Linked DNA regions of Homo sapiens: region 2 is linked to region 1. The links are chromatin loops, found by intact Hi-C in ENCODE. Cell type or tissue: endothelial cell of umbilical vein. All regions are shown on one strand. Each heading gives the region's core, and the rest is flanking DNA. Links, peaks and the distances in the headings are about the cores only. Region 1 has its middle 110 kb from the start of LINC03017. Region 2 has its middle 170 kb from the start of LINC03017.

Region 1 (9,406 bases), core at 533-8,532:
TTTAAGCCTTTAATCCATATTGAAATAGGTTTTTTATTTGCTTAGTGATAGGCATCCAGTTTCATTCTTCTGCATATGAATATCCAATTTCCCCAGCATCATTTATTGAAGAGGTCATTCCCTGATGCATGTTCTTGGCACTTTTGTCAAAAAGCAGTTGGTGTAAATACATGGATTTATGTCTGAGTTTTCTATTCTGTTCTATTGGTCCCTGTGTCTGTTTTTATAGCAATACCATGCCATTTTGGTTACTATAACCTTGTAATATATTTTGAGGTCAGTTAGTGTGATGGCTTCAGATTTGTTCTTTATGCCTAGGACTGCTTTGGCTATTTGGGCTCTTTTTGGATTTTATGTGAATTTTAAGATTATTTTTTCTATTTTTGTGAAAAATGACATTGATATTTTGATAGAGATTGTACTAAATCTATAGACTGCACTGAATGTATAGATTGCTTTGGGTAGTATGGTCATTGTAACTATGTTAATTCATCTGAGTCATAAACATGGAATGTTTTTCCATTTGTTTGTTTTCTCTTCAGTGTCTTTCATCAGAGTTTTGTATTATTATTATTATTTTTGGTAGAGGTATTTTACATCATTGGTTAAATTTATTCTTAGGTATTATTATTTTCAGTCCATATGCATCTTTTTAGGGGAGATGATTTTCTTGTAGGCAGCATATATTTGGGACTTTAAAAAAATCCACCAGCTGGACTGTATCTTTTAAGTGGAAAATTTAATTTGTTTACATTTGAGATTATTACTGATATGTGAGGCTTATGCCTGTCATTTTGTTAACTGATTACTGATTTTTTTGTATATCCTTCGTTCCTATCTTTCTTATTGTTTACCATTGTGATTTGGTAATTTTTGGTAGAGATAACATTTGCATACTTTGTTTCTCATTTGTGTATTTGCTTTACCAGTGCATATTATATTTTTGTGTCTTTTTATAATGGTAGATATTGTTTTTTACACTTATAAATGTAGAATGTCCTTAAGAATTTTTTGGGGGCTAGTCTAGGTGTGATGAATTCCCTCAGCTTTTGCTTGTCTGTGGGAGACTTAACTTCTCTTCCTTTATGAGCATAATATTTCTGGGTACAGCATCTCTGACTAACAATTTTTTTTCCTAGCACGTTAAATGTATCATTCAATTTTCTCCTGACCTCTAAGTTTTCTGCTGAGAAATCTGGTGTTAGTCTGACGGGGGTTGCCTTATAAGTGATTAGACACTTTTTTCTTGCTATTTTCAGAAATCTGTCCTTGTCTTTGATTTTGATAGCTTAACTATAATGTGCCATGAAGAAGATATTTTTGCATTATATCTGTTTAAGGATCATTGAGCTTCTTTTCTGTGGAAGTCTAAATCTTTTGCTAGACTTGAAAAGGTTTCAGCTATTATTTTGTTAAATAGGTTTTTTATCATTTCATTTTCTTATGACCTTCTTGGATGCCCTTTTTTTTTTAATGGAGCATCATTCTGTCACACAGGCTGGAGTACAGTGGTGTGATCTCGGTTCACAGCAACCTTTGCCTCCTGGGTTCAAGTGATTCTCCTGCCTCAGTCTCCTGAGTATCTGGGATAACAGGTGTGCACAACCATGCCCAAGCTAGTTTTGTATTTTGTGTAGTTTCACCACATTGGCCAGGCCGGTCTCAAACTCCTGACCTCAGGTGATCTGCCTGCCTTGGCCTCCCAAAGTGCTGGGATTACAAGCATGAGCCACCACACCTGGTCCCCCAAAATTTGCATACATGATTACTTTATGGTGTCCCATATGTCACAAAAGCTTTGTTCATTTTTTTTTTTTAATTTTTTTTTTGTCTGACTGTATTATTTCATATGACTTGCCTTCAACTTTGGAAATTCCTTCTTCTGCTTGATCTAGTCTATTGTTTAAACATTTGAATGTATTTTTTATTTATTCAATGAATTATTCAGTCTCAGAATTTTTGTTTGGTTCTTTTTTAATGATATCTATATCTTTGGTAAATTACTCACTCATATCCTGGATAGTTTTTTCTGGTTCCTTTGTATTGTTTTTCAGAGCTTTCTGAGCTTATTTAATATCTCTATTTTGAATTTTTTATCTGGGATTTATAATTTTTTTTTCATTGGAATCTATTGTTGGAGAATTATTGTCTTCCTTTGAAGGTGTCATATATTTTCTTGGTTTTTCATGTTTCTTATGTATTTACAATGATATGCTTCCATCTGATATAACAGTCACTTCTTCCAGTTTTTTGAATTTGCTTTCATTTAGTGGACTTTTTCCTGAAGGTGTACTTATGATGTTGTTTGGGTAGGCCACTTTAGCTTTGATTCTAGATGCATGTAGTAGTGTAGACTTCGTATGATTTCTTCAGTTGTAAACAGTGTCATTAGTGTCTGTGATTTCTTCAGTGGCTTAGGCTGCATTTGTTAGTGGATGCTACAGTACAGTTTTGATGGGGACATGCATGTCTGGTAAGCCAGTCCTCGGGCCGCAGTGGGGGCAACAGCAGGACAAGCATTTTTGTCCTTGGGCCCCAAAGTGGCATATGCTGGCACCATGGTTGGCATGTTCAGGAAGACAGATTCCTGGGCCTCCAGGTGGCTTTCTTGGGTGCCAGCAGTGGCAGCACTAGGCCATCCAGGTGGGTGGGCTCTTGGGTCCCTGGACTTCAGCATGACGTGGATGATGGAAGTAGCAGTGGCAAAACAATCCTCTGGCTCCCCAAGTGGTCTGCTTTGGTCTTGACAGTGGCTCAATCAGCTGGATGGGCCAATCCCCATGCCCACTCATGGAATGGGTGGGTGGGTGCCAGCTGTGATGATAGTGGCAGGTTAAGTGGGCCTATCTTCATGCCTCCAGAAGGAGAGCTCTGGTGCCAATGGTGGTGGATAAAGCAGGGGATCCCCAAGTCCTTGGATGACATGTTTGGCCACTAGGATGAAGTATGGAGCTGGGCCAAGCAGGCCTGTTCTCTGGTCCTTTAGTGGTGTGTGGGGGTGTTGGCTGTAGTAGGTAGGAACAGGGTGATCTCTAGGACCTCAGTAGAATACTCGAGTAGGGGTGAGGGGCAACAGCAGTGCACTGTGGCTCTGCTCCTGGGGGTAGGAAGGTCATTGCCAATGGCTCACATCTTGGGCCTGTTTGCAGCAGCCAGCAGTGCCTCCAGGCTGTATGTGTGTGTGGGATATCAGTGGGGCTCCAGGGCTGGGCTGGGCCCCCAGGACTGGATGCAGTCTGGTGAGGACTGGGCTCTCAAAATGGTACCTTGCTGTATCTGCTTAGGGCTTGAAGTATGTGAGACACGGTGTGACCCCCACATTCCTGGAGCAACACCACTGCATGGTTTCTAGATGGCTTTCTATGTTAGTCTCAGGACCTGAGAGGAACAAAGGGCTCTCTTGTGGCTAGAATTACAGGAGTTATATCTGTTTTCTTAAAGAACTTCTTTCATTTCATTTAGTTTGGAATCCACTCATATATATTCTTAAGATTATCTAACCATTCAGTTCTTCTATCACCTAGAAGCATTTATTTCCCTTATTCATAAAGTACAAGGAGACATTTTTGACAACTACTATGGCCTATGTCTTCAGCAATCATTTGATCTAGGAATCTAATAATACAGTTAAAAATAAAAAAAGGAAATGACACTTGTTTGACATGACTAGCTTCTAGTAAATTCATGCTGACTGCCAGCATTCTCAACATTCCTAAGCCTAACTGTGTCATGTGCTAAGAAACCAGTCAAAAATTCCTTGGTGAGCTATGTAGTTTTGAGCTTTACTCATTTCCTCTGTTTGAAAATTAAGATATTTACTTCTCTGCTTATTTCTCATTAATCATAAATTCTGAAAAATTATCAGGAGTGGTTTTACTAACATAATTACAATTACTTTTGGCCTAAAATATAATTTTCTGGGCCTAGAATAGTTGAGTGTTTTTAATTAAAGAGCTTATGATAACTACTTTTTACCCATTATAAAACATCTGAGCTTTTAAAATGCATTAAGATTAATGTAATGATATCTTACATTAGTAGGCATCAGGAAGCAAAGCAGACATTGTTCTCACCCTCACAAAACCCACAGTTCAGTAAGAGAAAAATATAAAAATATTCACATACACTATGTAAAATAAGAAATGTGAAATGTCTTAAGAAAGAACAATCAAATAGTGTTGAAAAGACAGGAGAATCTAACTGAATTTGGGATGCCACAGAAGGCTTATCATAGGGAGGTTTTAAAAATGGTAGCAATAAACTAGCAAGGTAGGCAGTAAAGATAAGAAGGCTAGCATTCTAAACAGAGGGAACAAACAGCATGTGCAGAGGAGCTTGAAAAAAAAATAAAAAAACAGGCTTACTTAAAGCCTTAGTGTTGTATATCCACAAATATTTCTCACTAATTGCCTTTTCTTACTTTTCATTTATAATAGAAAGGAAGTTTATTTCTTTTTCCTAATGTGCATCTAGACCTTAGAAAAAAGTCTCACATGGTGCACATGCATTAAATATTTGTTAACTGCCTCAATGAATAAAAGAATGCTATTCATCAGTCAAAATTATCACCCACTTTTAGTGCAGTTACCATATTTATTCTTATCTTGGTTTGTTGTTCAGTGTTCTTTATCACTTGGTACATTTCACCTTTTCTTCATAGTCAAAAATTTACTTTTATGTCTTAAGTCAAACTTTCATCCACAAATCCCTTTCTCATGCTCTACTCTGGTTTAGTCTTTCTTCTCTTGCACTCCTGTCACATCATAATATGTGCTATGTTATTAATATTTAGTATCTTACCATATGCAACCGTTATTGCTATTTACTTGAGTTTTGTTCATCTATGTACATATATTTGTTTTTAAATACAGCTACCTTCAAAGTGGTAAAGTTTATAGTCTCCCCTAAAATATTTCCAGGTTTATATCCTAACACTGTGATTCTTGAAGGCAATGAGTGCTACATATGTGTTTCAATCTTCTCTCATGTTTCAGTTAGCAATGTGCTCAATACATTAATATGTTCATGTATTTAAAAAAATTCTTTCTTGTTAACTTATTGAAACATTATTATTACCTGATATTTATGAAGGTTGTATTGAGAAATTGGATTCAAGATGAAATAAGAGCAGTGAGGATTAAAGGAGTCTATAGGTACTAGAAATCAAAGCACACAAATAATCAAATTCAAAGAAATCAGACATCAAGTAAGCTAGTGGGTTAGAGAGTAGATAAGAAATTAAAAGAACAAACGAGACATATCACTGTAAAATAAATGTTGCTTCTGATTCCACATCTGATGAGGCATGTTTGTTGGGGTCTAGTGAGTGGTTAGCAGTGGAGCAGGAAAATAGTATACCTTAATTTAGTACCTACTAAATGTCCCTTACTTCTCTTACTTTACATATTAAATGTCATTTAATTCTCACAAATCCAATGAAATATGTATTGTTATCCCCATTTTATAAATAAACGATTTTAAAGAATATTGGTATATTTGGTTGATATATGTAAATGTATATTCTCCAAAAGAAAAGTCTTAACTACAACTAACTTTTATTGGTATAAGTTTTCAACGTGGTTTATATTAAACAATACAATGTGGCAGGTGAAGTTTGCCGTTTTGTTGTTTTTGTTCTTACTATCTGGTAGTACATGTTGAAGTTTATTTATATTAAAAGTTGATTTGCTAAACATTAGGCATTTTATGTGTGCAATGCATTTTATGCATGTTGAGATATTAATAATAAGCTCTCTGCAATTATTAGAATATCATTAATTCAGCCAAATGCTGTGAGAAGATTTAAAAGTCTCTATTATTTATTTGTTCATTTTTGATAAAATTCTTGATCTTTATTTGGAGGAAGATCTTGGTAATACCTTGTAAAGTGCTCCTTTGACTGCCTTTTTTGTTTTGCTTGTTTTGTTTTGTTTTAATCTGAGTTTTGTTTTAATACCTTAATTTACTTAAGAATCTATCAACTTTACCAGCAGATCAAGAATGATCTGCAACATAGTATTTATTCTCTAAGTTTTTACTAAAGCATATAGCCCATATTTTGGATACCAAATTCTTATCAAAAGCATATTTGTAAGATAAAACATTTGTGGAAGTTTGCATAAAGAATATGCAGTCTATTCATAAGCCTAAGAAAAGTTTTCTTATGAGTTCTTTTCATTCCCATGTGTATATGTATGTATGTGTGTGTGCATAAAAGTGGAAGATTTCACATTAAAATTAAGGCTTCTCTGAAAAACAAAATCCGGCTGCCTGACAATCACATTTCTACAAGACAATGCCAAGATTAAGCTGAGAATGGCCCTCCAGTTTTCTACAGTTTTCTCCTATCCTCTTAGCCCATAAGACCCATTATCTAACCTGCCTGGCCTCTAACAGGCATGTGGGTTTACAATTTCTGAACTAAGACTTTGGAGAACTGTATGCTTAATCAACATTGTTTTCATCCCCTAAAGATTGATTTTATTAAACTATACTTGGGTGGTATACCTGTATTTTACACCAAGTATTGCTTGTGCAAAACAGTTATATATAATTCCACATGGAAAGATGCGAAAATTGATTATCAACTATCATCCACTGTGTCCTTTTCCCCCTACACGATAGGTTAAAACAAACAAACACAAAACAAAACAAAATAAGAACAAAACTATTCTTTTTGTGCAGTTGGCAGTAAATCATAGGGATTAAGGGGCCTGGCTCTAAAAGCAGACTGTCTGCACCTGAATCCCTGCTTTAACACTTACTACTCTGTAATTTTAGAAGTTATTGAAACTTTCTCTGCCTCAACTTCTTCATCAGAAAAAAATCTGAAGGTGAATAATTATAATAAGATAATTAAGGTAATTTTAAAGAGTAAGTAAATTAACACTTGTAAATAACAAACTAACAGTAAGTAAATCTACATCTGTAAATAAATTAATCAAGTGCCAGACACATGGTTAGGACTCAATAAATGTTAGTTATTATAACTTATATTACAAAAAGTTAACAAAGCTGAAAAGTAAGTCCAATCATAATCCATATATTATTTCAATCCTAAGTAGTATTGAAGACACTAAGGGATTTTTCTAGGGAAATGTATTTAGTTCAAATCTTTGTTCAAAATTAAAGATTGCATATTGTGTAAAATTTGCTAATTTTTGTTCAGTAGAAATTAAATTATTTCTGCCTGGTAGCACAGATAATATCAAAAGTTTAATATCCATAGGTTATTAAACAGTTTTGTCTCTAACACAAGAGACTTACAATATTAAATTATATTTAATCATATCAATTTCTATTTTTATGTGTGTGTGTATAAATATATATATATATATTTCTCAAATGACCTTTAGCTCATTGAGCTAATTTTAATATCTTACTAATATCCTCTTGTAATATAAGTTGAAAAAAATTCCCTAATACATATTCATTTTGTATTTGTGTTATATCACTATTTTACCTCTTTTAACGTTTACTTTAATGCCTATTATACTCCCTTCTTGGTTTTGTCTCCTAAGAAGCTCCATACCCAGTTTATGACAAGTATACAACTCTAATCCTGGCTTCAATATATGATTCTACCCTTAATAGCTAAGCCATTTTACCTATATCATCATAACACTATATAATTCTATCAATCACTTTAAATGAGTTTTAATGAGGCATACTGTACATTGCCCTAGAATCAATCCAATAAACAAAACAATTTACACTTTTTATAATCATTTCCTATCTGCATCACGTTTTATCATCTTCTCTTATGACTGTCTTGAAAATTGAAACCATATCTTGTTTTAATTTCTTATTTTCTTCTTATTAAACAAAACAATAAATATTTTAATAATCACAATATTTAAGAAACATTCACAGAATGTAATGGGAACAAGAGAATGCACACACTTAAAGTTGTGTTTAAGATACTACTAGGAAAATATCTCACAACCATGGAATCTTTCATTTCCCTAAGGAAGAGTTTTTCATGGAGAGATGCACCTTTTCACATAACAAATCAATTGAATAATATTTTACACAGATGTATCACATTTTCCAGTGAACAAATCAATACCACTGACTATTTTACAGCACTGGATCCTGAAACACAAAAATTTCCTGATACACCTTAACTCACCCAGCAGGCATACTGCAAATCTGAAAACATAATTCACTTTAAAATTAAAATGTTAAAAAATTGTCTATATTAAAACAATCAGATTGAATGCTTTTCAGCGAATACAGTCGGTAGTACCCATCTGCGGGGAATACTGAAGGAGATAACAGTGATGAAAACCTGACAACAACCTGACACATGAAAGGAAATTCCCACTATGATGGGAGAAGTGAAAGTCACATCTGTTATTAACATTAAACAGAAATAAAGCCACTCAATAAAAAGTGGTACAAGGAAATGCAAACAAAATTGCAATTTTGATTTTGCCTTTTTAAAATGCCAGAATTTTCTGTTAATAGAATAACTATTGAACAAATATGATATGTGTAAGACTATTAGCAATTTTACAGAGTTCTCAATAAGACAGCTGGTAATAGTCAACACTACCTTTATGTAACTATAAAAATAATCTTTATATTTGATGAGATATTTATATTAATTTTAGAATTATGAAGAGATTAGATGCTTAAGCAGTTCAAATTTTTATAATTAGCAGATCAGATTACTTTTTCATATTTTGTGGGTACCATCTGTTTATAAAGCAGTAGTTGCTCTACAGAATATACAGGCTATGCCGCTTTACTGCAGTTATAGTTTAGCCATTCAAACATACAGAACTCAGCTGGGAAAAGAAATTATCGCCCTTACTATCCACCCTTTTCTTTTGGAGATTCACTGTTAAATGTAAGTTCAACCTCGGGCATTTCGATGGCTCTAAAACATTTGCAATTTCTTGTGAATGGATTCCAACCATATACCAAAATATCTGTTTCTGAGCATATAGACCACATATATTTGACATTACCTATCAACCGGCATCTTCTCCAGAACAATTATTTACCTTTTGTATCTAAACTTTTGTATCTAAACTTTGATCCTGCACCATGTATGATGGTGTACATTAATGTGGACAGAACTATTCCTTTAGCTGTACTGAGGAGACATATGTTTTCACATCAAAAAATCTTGTGATTTCAGTTTGAGGGAAGATTGAGTGCCACTACCATTTATTTAAATGACTAATCATGCATGAAATTGTAGAGATTATGATTATGAGGATACAGTTCTAAAAACTGCATCATATGTTATTTAACAACACAGAGACTGTTAGTAAATGCTAATTAAATGATCAACTGAAAAAGTCACTAATTCTGTTCAGAAAATAAAAACCCTAGAATGTTTGAAGAAATGGATTTTCTCTTTTACTTTTGGCCATCATCATCCATATACTATAGC
Region 2 (9,406 bases), core at 855-8,854, 63 kb after region 1:
TCTTTGCTCCTTGCTATCTCCTGCTCTCTGAGGTATGCCAATCTTACCAAGAACCCTACTATGTAGATTTTATCAATATGCTTGCTCTATTGTGTTGTTTCAGATTCCTTACGGACCTTTGAGCCCTCTTTGAGATATTCTGTTTTGTGAATTGCTGTATGTATTTGCTTGCAGGGGGATGAGGCTGGTATATTCTATTCCACTATCTTGGTGACATCAGAGTCAGACCCTTTTAAATAAATGGGCATTATACTCATCAGTTTGCTCAGAAAACATCCTGACTAAAAGGAGAATAGATTCTCATTAACCTAATTGCCATGAAAAGTAACAAAACTTAGAGTTTCTGAATTGTGTGGGAATCAGTGAGAATCTGATATTATTTAAAATGTTTTATTTTACAAAAACAGAGCTTCTGAATTGTTAATAAAAGTGTGATAAGGCAGACAAAATTATTTTTCATAGAACCAGAAAATAGAACACTAAATCAAAGTCAACATGGCTACAAGGAACTAACTATAATAAATTCCATTTATGAGTTAATTCATACTATGTAATTAATTCTTGTTCTGAATCATCTTGGTTCAATAGTTTGTTTTTATAAAAGCTGTCTGCTTCTAGATAAAAAGGAGCCTTGAAATTCTGACTCAGTCCACTGGCGTAATGTGAAAGTCATCTAAGTGTTGCAAGCTCAGAAACCTGTACCCACGGAGACCCACTGAAGCTTATACCTAAACACATACTTTTATAGTACCAAAGTTTAAATCACCTACTATAGTCCCTTCCCATGAGGATCTGACACTGTCATTTTTTTTTTTTTTTGTGAGAGACACAAACTGTTGTGTAGCATATATACAGAACTTTCAGGCAAGTATCAGAGTTAAATTAAAACCATCTGTAGATAACAAGAATTTAATGACTATACTAATTTATTACTGTTAATTTTAAAATATGGAATGCCTGATGAGCGATCATAATAAGAATAATGCAATCAACAAGAAAATTTGTTTTCTTCTGTGGCATGCACAACAAAGATACTAAAGCCATTCCAAAAAAAATTAGACAAAGTGTCTCTAAGAATAATGATCAAGTATATTTTCAAAGACCTCATTGAATTTTATATCTGATGTATTAAAATTGATGAGTATAACTTTGATGGAAAAACTATATATTGAGATATGAAATATTCTGAAACATAACTTTTAAATATATCAAGAGTATCAGAGAGAGACTCAGTAAGGCTAGAGTAGGCCTAGCTACCTGTATTTTTATAAAACTTCATGGGTAAGTCTGATGCACATCCCCAGTGACCTAGAAGGTGCAAAATTCAAATGGAAGAAGTTGAGTTGTGGTTAGTAAATATTTTGTATAACTGACATTTTGATTGATAACACTGTACTATTATTTCTAATATAATTTAACAAAGCACTGCCAGGACTCTAATAAATACAGGAAAACAACGGACTATCTTGGACTTAGTTTTGATCAGTGTGTTATCTGTGGATAAATACACATGATGGAGTGCATGGGCATTTAAATATCTCTAGAAAGTTCTCAAAAAACATACAATTTCAAAAGTATTCATAGTAACAATATTTTACCTATATACATTTGACCTAAAGCCAAAAATATTTATTAATAATATTTTACCTATGTAAACTTAACCTAAAGCAGGCTGACTGTCTTCATATTTGGGAACTCTTCCATGGAAACCCTTAAAATGATAATATATCAAACACCCTAATTATTTCAACTATGTCTCTTTCTATAATATGAAAGAATAAAATACTTTATGATTTTCCTGTTTTAAGCATGAAACATATATTTAAAATTTTATTTTACTTTTAAAAAATTTAGGATCCAATTTTGGAAGGCAAAATGAAGTTTTCAGAGTGTATTTAAACTCAATAAAGATAAAATATCAAGTGCCAGAAAAACAATGCTTGTTATGTATTTAAGTAAATGAAAATAAAATAGTTTAAAATAAACACATAAGTTATCAGGATTGTAAAGAAATTAGCTATTTTATAAATGAAGGAGGAATATTTGTTCTCTTAAAAAAAATGAATGTAATAAAATCAACAAAGACTGCATAAAATTGCCCTGGTAAACCACAGAACCTTTGCTATCTAGGGTTACATATGACATAAGGAAAAGCCTTTTATATTATAAGCAAACTCACTAATTACTAAACCAAAGGAAAAAAATCAAAATCAAGCAAATTTTTCTAAGATTTTAACCTATTTTATAGATTACTTTAAAACTCCTAATAAAAAGCTAAATAAAATTTACTAAATAAATCATTTAAAATAGATAATGTATTTATTATTTAATAGAAGAGACCTGGCCCTGACAAGCAGCATGCTGTTTCTTCTCCCAGAATTTATTTTTTACAATAATGTGAAAATTATATGTACCTCAGAGATGAAAGATTACATTCAAGAATTAAATATGGTCAGCTCTGAAAATTGTTGGATGAATGGGTAATTATTGCTATAATTAACAATGTGATTCAATAACATAACTATTTTGTATAGCTATAAATAGTTTTTATTTACTTATGTATTGATTTACTGAATAATAGATGGCTTTAAAAAGTCAATTCACTGAAGGAAAACAGATATAGTTTTACCTGTAAAGTTCCTATCTTCACAAAATCTGCCCAAGTTAAATCACAACTACTGAGCCATATCCTACATTCTTCAAATTGATGGGGCTGGGTGCAGAGGCTCATGCCTGCAATCCCAGCACTTTGGGAGTCTGAGGTGAAAGGATCACTTGAGGCCAGGAGTTGGAGACCAGCCTGGACAAGAAAGTGAGACTCAGTCTCTACAAAAAATAAGTAAAAAAGCCACTAATCATACCACTGTACTCCAGCCTGGGAAACAGAGCAACACTCTGTCTATTAAAAAAATAAACAAACAAACAAACAAAACTAAAATTAATGGCATAGGAACGACATGGAAGATTATATTACCTCATTTTCATTAGTCATTGTGTAACTTTTTTTTAGAATGTTCAAATTTATTCATTTATATTGACAGATAAAATTGTACTCATTTTGTAGAGCATAATGTTCTGAAGTATATATGCATTGTGGAATAGCTAAATCTAGCTAATTAACATATGCATTACCTTACATAATTATCATTTTGTGGTGAGGACACTTAGTATCCACTGTCTTATTATTTTTCAAGAATACAGTATATCATTGGGTACCTTCTTTGTAGTACAACATAATACTTTTCTGATTTTAAAATACCAAGAGGATGTTAGTTTGCAGTCCTTGTTTTCTTATTTCTTTCATTTTCTAAGGTGATTGAAGTAAAAGATAAAGGGATTATCTTCTAAACAGAATCAATTCACCCATTTATTTGGAAGATAGAATATAAAAATGCAATAACTGTTCAATCAGTGTAAGCCTTAAAAAAAAAACCTCAGAATTTTAAAAGACCTTGAGATTACTGGATTTATTGACTTTCAATTATACCTGGAGGATGAGCAAATAGACGATCATCAACCATTACTTTCCAATATGTTAATAAGCACAATTATTGATTTTTGAAACATGTTTTCATCACAGTGTAGAGGTGTAGAGCACCATACATTTTTCCAGCTTTGTTAAAGTATGACTGACAAGTCAAAATTGTAAATATTTAAGGTATACAATGTGATGTTTTGATATAAGTGTACATTGCGAAATGAATACCACAATCAAGCTAATTAACATATCCATCACCTCACATAGTTACTTTTTAATTTTTTAGCTGAGAACATTTTAGACCTACTCTCTCGGCAAATCCCCAAGTAAAAAATACACTACTATTAGCTATAGTCACCATGCTATACATTACATCTCCAGAATTTATTCATACTGCATAATTGAAACTTTATATGCTTTGACCAACATCATGCATTTTTGATTATATGATTCATAACTAAAACTGGATATTTTGGAAACTATGTCTTTCTTGAAACATGACTCTGAACAAAGCCTTAAATTGAAAGCAATTGTGTCTTTGATGTTTATGAATTCACACCTTTTTTATTCAATAATTTGTTCATCACTGTTTTTTAAATTTTGTATTTCATAAACAATAATTTTCATAGAGGGTCTGTGACTCAGGTTGTCTGAATCACAGTGCAGCTGTGTGAGGACAGAGACATAAGCACTATTGTCAGATTATATAGGAAACATATTGAACTCTAGTGTGATTATCCAAAAATTTAGACAGAAACCACTGAACAAGAAACACTTTGAATTTTGATTAAAATTTATATCCAGGAATGTTTATGATTTTGTGTCAGTCTATCTTTACAGTGTAAGGAAATATTAGAATTGTTTAATGAAATAAGAAATAAGAAAATGTAATTACCATAAACAAAAACATAAAGCAGACAGCACAGTGCCCGGCCAAAAGCGAGTGTTTAAGGATTGATAGAGGTATTATTGTTATCCCCTTCAATTAATGTCCTAAAAATGCCTGAGTAGTTGAATCCTATGTAGACCAAGGAAGAAGACGGGAAACGTATACCATGGCAACAGTTCTGTGTTGAATTTGGATGCCTCTTCACACTTGAAATGCTTGGTGGAAAGTATGACTCATGACACGCTAATTTGTATGGCTCATAAAGCAGATTATACCCCCCCAAAATAAAAACTTCCTTTTAACTAATATGTGATGAAATATGTTCAAGAAATTTGAAAAAAAAAAAGCCATATTAATTAAATCTAAAGGTAGGATTTTGTAATGTATGAACCAAAAAGTAAAAACTGTGAGGCAGAGAAATGTACCTTTCATTAATGTTTTAGTCAAGGTTCTTTAGAAAGACAGAAACAATAATATACATACATGTAGGGAGAGAAAAATAAATATATGAGAAGGAAATTCTTAAGGGAACTAGTTCACTTGATTACGGAGATTAAGTCTCGTAACACGTCATTTACAGCTGAGAACCAGGGAAGCCAGTAGCATGACTCAGACCAAGTCCTCAAGTCCTAGGGCATGGAGGCTGCTGGTCAAAGTCCCAGAGTCCAAAAGCCAAACAATCTGGAAATCTGATATCCGAGGGCAGAAGAAATGGGTCCCAGCTTCAAAAGAAACAGAGCAATAACTCACCCTTCATTTGCCCTTTTGTTCATCCAGACTTGATTGCTTAGTGCCTGCCCAGACTGAGGGTGGATCCTACTCAGCCAGGCTTAAGTGCCAGTTTCCTCCAGAAACACCCTCATAGACATACTTGGGGCAACCTAATTATTTTAATCAAATGCCAAGTCACCTGGGTTTCCTTTTCAACAGAGAGGCACAGGTTCAGTGCCTACTGAGGCATGGAGAATAATTAATGCAATTATTGAGAATAAATAATGCTTCACCAGCTACCTGCTTATCCCTTAATTCAGTCAAATTGACACCCAAAATTAACCATTACAATGAACAAATATTAATAATGGTTTACATGTCTAAGTATCTACCACTTAGTAACATTATGCTGTGCTAAGGTCTTCAAACATCCAAATGTAGGTAGATTTGAAAAAAACAAAAATTAATAATTATTTAATAGAATATAAATATACTGTAGACTAATAAAATGTAAATTTTTGACTCTTTATACAATTGTATAAAGTGCTTAATAGCAATTATGTGTTTTCATTCCTCCAAATTATAATGATTTTTATCCCCTCTTAGAGAAATATCAACATTTACCCTCAATCTTGTTGATATACTTTTCTATATTCCAAATGTTATTGCTGCAATATTATCATATATAACTTTAATGATTACTGAAGTGGATAATTAAGATAAAAAAATACAATTAATTTCCCATATGTGTGATAATTATTTATGGCTAAATATTGTTGGTTCATTTGAAATGTTATCAATCTAGGCAGAGGGAACTAAGGATTTCCTCTAATAGGTTCTACTAATTTCCACAAAATATTTTCACCACATTCAAAGCAATTCTGGAAGGAGGAAGCAGTCCTGTTCACTGATGATAAATAACTCAAGTAATTATCAAATGATTGTGTGGCAAGCCCAAACTATATTTTGCAAAGTATTTAGTTTCCTCTTTTATGCATATATTTATAGCTATAAATACTTTAAAGAGAGTTTATCCATATGTTTCTGATTCATTTACATTTAACTCATCAAAATGTTGTTTTAAAGAGCATACAAAATTAAGTAGATTTTTAAGTCTACATTTATTTTTGAGAACTCGGAAGACAGAGTTTGCTAGCTATAAATTAATTCAAGAAAATATAAATATTTTAGGCTTGGCATAAGACATTTTCTCTTCTTGGAATTTCCAATAATTAGATAAATTATTTTTCCTTTTGTTCTTGAAAGCTAACCCACTGAATTCTTTCAGAAGGCTGAAATTAGACTGCGCTTCATAAGAAATCTCAAACCTGGAAGGATTTAGGCTGATCCCAAAGTAGGTATAATTAAGAAATAAAGGTATTAATTTCCATGGTGGATTTAAGAGTATACTACCTTCATTATTATTATTTTTAGTTTTAAACCTCTTCTTTATTTACATAGAAAATAACAAGTACAATAAAAACACAGTTATGTGTTCTTAAGACTTGGCTAATTTGTAAATTTTCTTCTCCATGTTTTAATTCTTAGAAGGAGGTTAGCTCCTACTCTATTTGCTGTTACAATTTTATACAAGAATATATGGACCCCACTTAAGAACTTTATTATAAACTTTCTTTCTTATTGAAATGATAAATTTTGTGCTCTAAGTATATTGTAATTTTCTGAGGAACAAAATATGGAAATTAGATCTGAAATGCCTATGAAATTGGAATTATTAGAAAGAGAATTATCTACAAATAATTCAAATTTTTTCACTTGCCTTTCTTGGTAAATGAATATAAAATGCATTAATATTGTTAGGTTTCCTTTTGAGTTTAAATATTAAATATACAATTATAAAGACAGTGTTCAGCAGTGTAACTATTATCATTATGGCTTTTCAAATTTTTAGTGGTATCAGTATTATTTGATTACCAATTAAAATTATTCTATAGCACTTAAAGAAAAAAAATTCTGAAGAAGCTTATATATGGAATATATAAGGTTAAAAACATACCAGTTACTGAGTACAGGTAATAAGTATCATCAATGGCATTGTCATCAATCATAATTATTCATTACATTTTTGATTGGCTTTAATATTTAATATGAATTTTATCATAGTTTATTCCATTGCTATCATATTTATTAGTTATTATTACATAGAATGTTTAATAAAGAACAGCAGTCATGAAATTCATTTTCAATTGGTAGAAGAAAATACATTTGTTATCTATCTGTATTGAGTTAGAATTTAGATAATATATCATTAATGTTGTCAAATTCATTGGGATTCTGGTTTCGTCTGTGTTAGTTTCCTTGGCCTGGCTTAACGAATTACCACAAACACAATGTCTTAAACAACAGAAAGGTATTATCTGTCCAAAAGTCTGAAATCATGTTGTCAGCAGGGCCATGCTCCCTCCAGAGGCATTAGAGGAGAATCCTTCCCTGCCTCTTCCAGCTTCTAGTGTCTCCAAGTGCTCCTTGGCTTGGCTTTTCATGACTCGGATCTCTGCCTTGGTCTTAGCATAGCCTTCTTCCCCGTGTGTCCTCCTTTTCTGTCTGTCTAATCTCCCTCTGCTTCATTCTCATAAGAATAGCTGTCATTGGTTTTAGGGAACACCCAGGTAATCCAGTATGATTTAATTTGATATCACTAAGTTAATTGTATCTGTAAAGACCCCCCCACCCCCGACCCCAGTAAGGTCTTCACAGACTCTAGGAGTGAGGTCATGAACATATCTTTTCAAGGAGACACTATTCAACTCACTACCTGTCAGTAGATGAATACAATAGATTAACACTTCTCTGGCTAGCGCAGAAATCAAAGAGATGAAATGCAACACTAGCCTGGCTTTTAGGCAACCGCTGCCACTGTGTAAATCAGGATCCAATTAAGACAGAGAAACCTCACTGTAACTTGAATGGGAAAAAGCTAATATACTGAATTAGTTATTATAACAGGATATATGAATAATGAAGAGATTAGTAAGAGTTAAAGACAACTCTAATGAATACTGGAATAGCAGCTGTAAAGGAGAAGGCATTACTTTTGTATTTAAGGCAGGGCAAAAGAGAACCCTGCCCTGTCAGGGCTGAGATCTGAACTTTGTTATAGAGGGCATTGCTGTGATCACTAAAGGACAGAGAAATTGCTGTGGTACCAGGCATACTGGCAGAACTTGTTAGAGAGCTGCCTTTTAGCATGCCAGAAAAAGCCATTCATAAGTAAGTGCTATACTGGGGAGGCTCCAGTACGAAGCTACTGACTACTAGAGGGGTTTCAGACACCATGTTCTGTAGGAGCTGAGTACTGGGGAAGCCATCTGCACTACAGGAGCTGGTTGCTGGGAACTTGTATGCAAGAACTATCCAATGAAACAACCCAGAACCAGGAAGAAAAACTCGTTCCTCCTGCCATTTCTCTTAAGCATCCTCTACTGACAAAGCATAGCAGAGCATAGCTGGTGAAAAAAAAAAAAAAACAAGTTTAAATGGATTACCTGTGTTTTCATAGAGCAAGCAATGAAGGGTGGGTTTAGATCTGAGAGGCAAAAGATTGATAAATGACAAATATTTGGAGAATAAAACTTGAATGAAACATGGTGTCTCATCCCTGTAATTCCAACATTTTGAGAGACCAAAGTGGGAGGATCACTTGGCGCCAGGAGTTTGAGACCAGCCTGGCCAATATGGTGAAACCCTGTTTCTATAAAAAACAAATTTAAAAATTACCCAAGCATGATGATTCACACCTGTAATCCCAGCTACCCAGGAGACTGAGGTGGCAGGATCACTTGAGCCCAGGAGTTCAAGTCTGTAGTGAGTCATGATCATGCCACTGCACTCCAGCCTGAGAGAGTGAGACCCTATCTCAAAAAAAAAAAAAAAAAAAAAAAAAAAATTAAAAACAGGAAACTTGAGAATATAATTGGGAAAACTAAATTTATGAAAGTCAATCATGTTTTATATATAGGTGAAGAAGAATTGATGGTGTGGATGGCATTTTCACAATCAAGTCCTCTTGGTGAGTTCATGAAAAATGTATGAAATTTTCTACATGTCTTTTTCTCATATAAGACATTCGGCTCATCATTTCTTATGAATTATTTCTCTTACATTTTCAATGTTTTATTTCAGACCTCCAACTACCTTTCTATATTTCTGCAATATAAATAAGTTTTTAAATTTATAGGCTTAAATTATAACCTACCTGGCCATTTTCCCTATGTCTTCTGATGCCAAAAGGATGAGGAAATATGAGAACTATTTTATAAAATGAAGTCAAAAAAGAAACTTCAAGTGCTCCTATTTCTCCACATCCT

Evidence for each region. A loop is a pair of places that touch in the nucleus more often than their neighbours do. Peaks named below come from ENCODE experiments on the same cell type or tissue, not always from the same donor. Only the 100,000 strongest peaks of a DNase experiment are listed, where the experiment ranks them.
Region 2: a loop joins it to region 1, with 11 times the contacts of the local background. A loop is called at or near these places in 3 of 110 quality-filtered maps.

The regions. Positions count from the first base shown.
Region 1 is chr7:84,634,520-84,643,925 of GRCh38, forward strand. No RefSeq gene overlaps it. Among named protein-coding and RNA genes, the nearest start is that of LINC03017, 110 kb to the left of the region's middle. RefSeq lists enhancers at 2,404-3,179, 3,180-3,953. In endothelial cell of umbilical vein, for the core only: no CTCF peak of the experiment used is centred there; a DNase peak (open chromatin) is centred at 3,702; H3K27ac peaks cover 3,713 bases.
Region 2 is chr7:84,697,055-84,706,460 of GRCh38, forward strand. No RefSeq gene overlaps it. Among named protein-coding and RNA genes, the nearest start is that of LINC03017, 170 kb to the left of the region's middle. RefSeq lists enhancers at 238-407, 659-828. In endothelial cell of umbilical vein, for the core only: no CTCF peak of the experiment used is centred there; DNase peaks (open chromatin) are centred at 4,607 and 4,987; H3K27ac peaks cover 3,884 bases.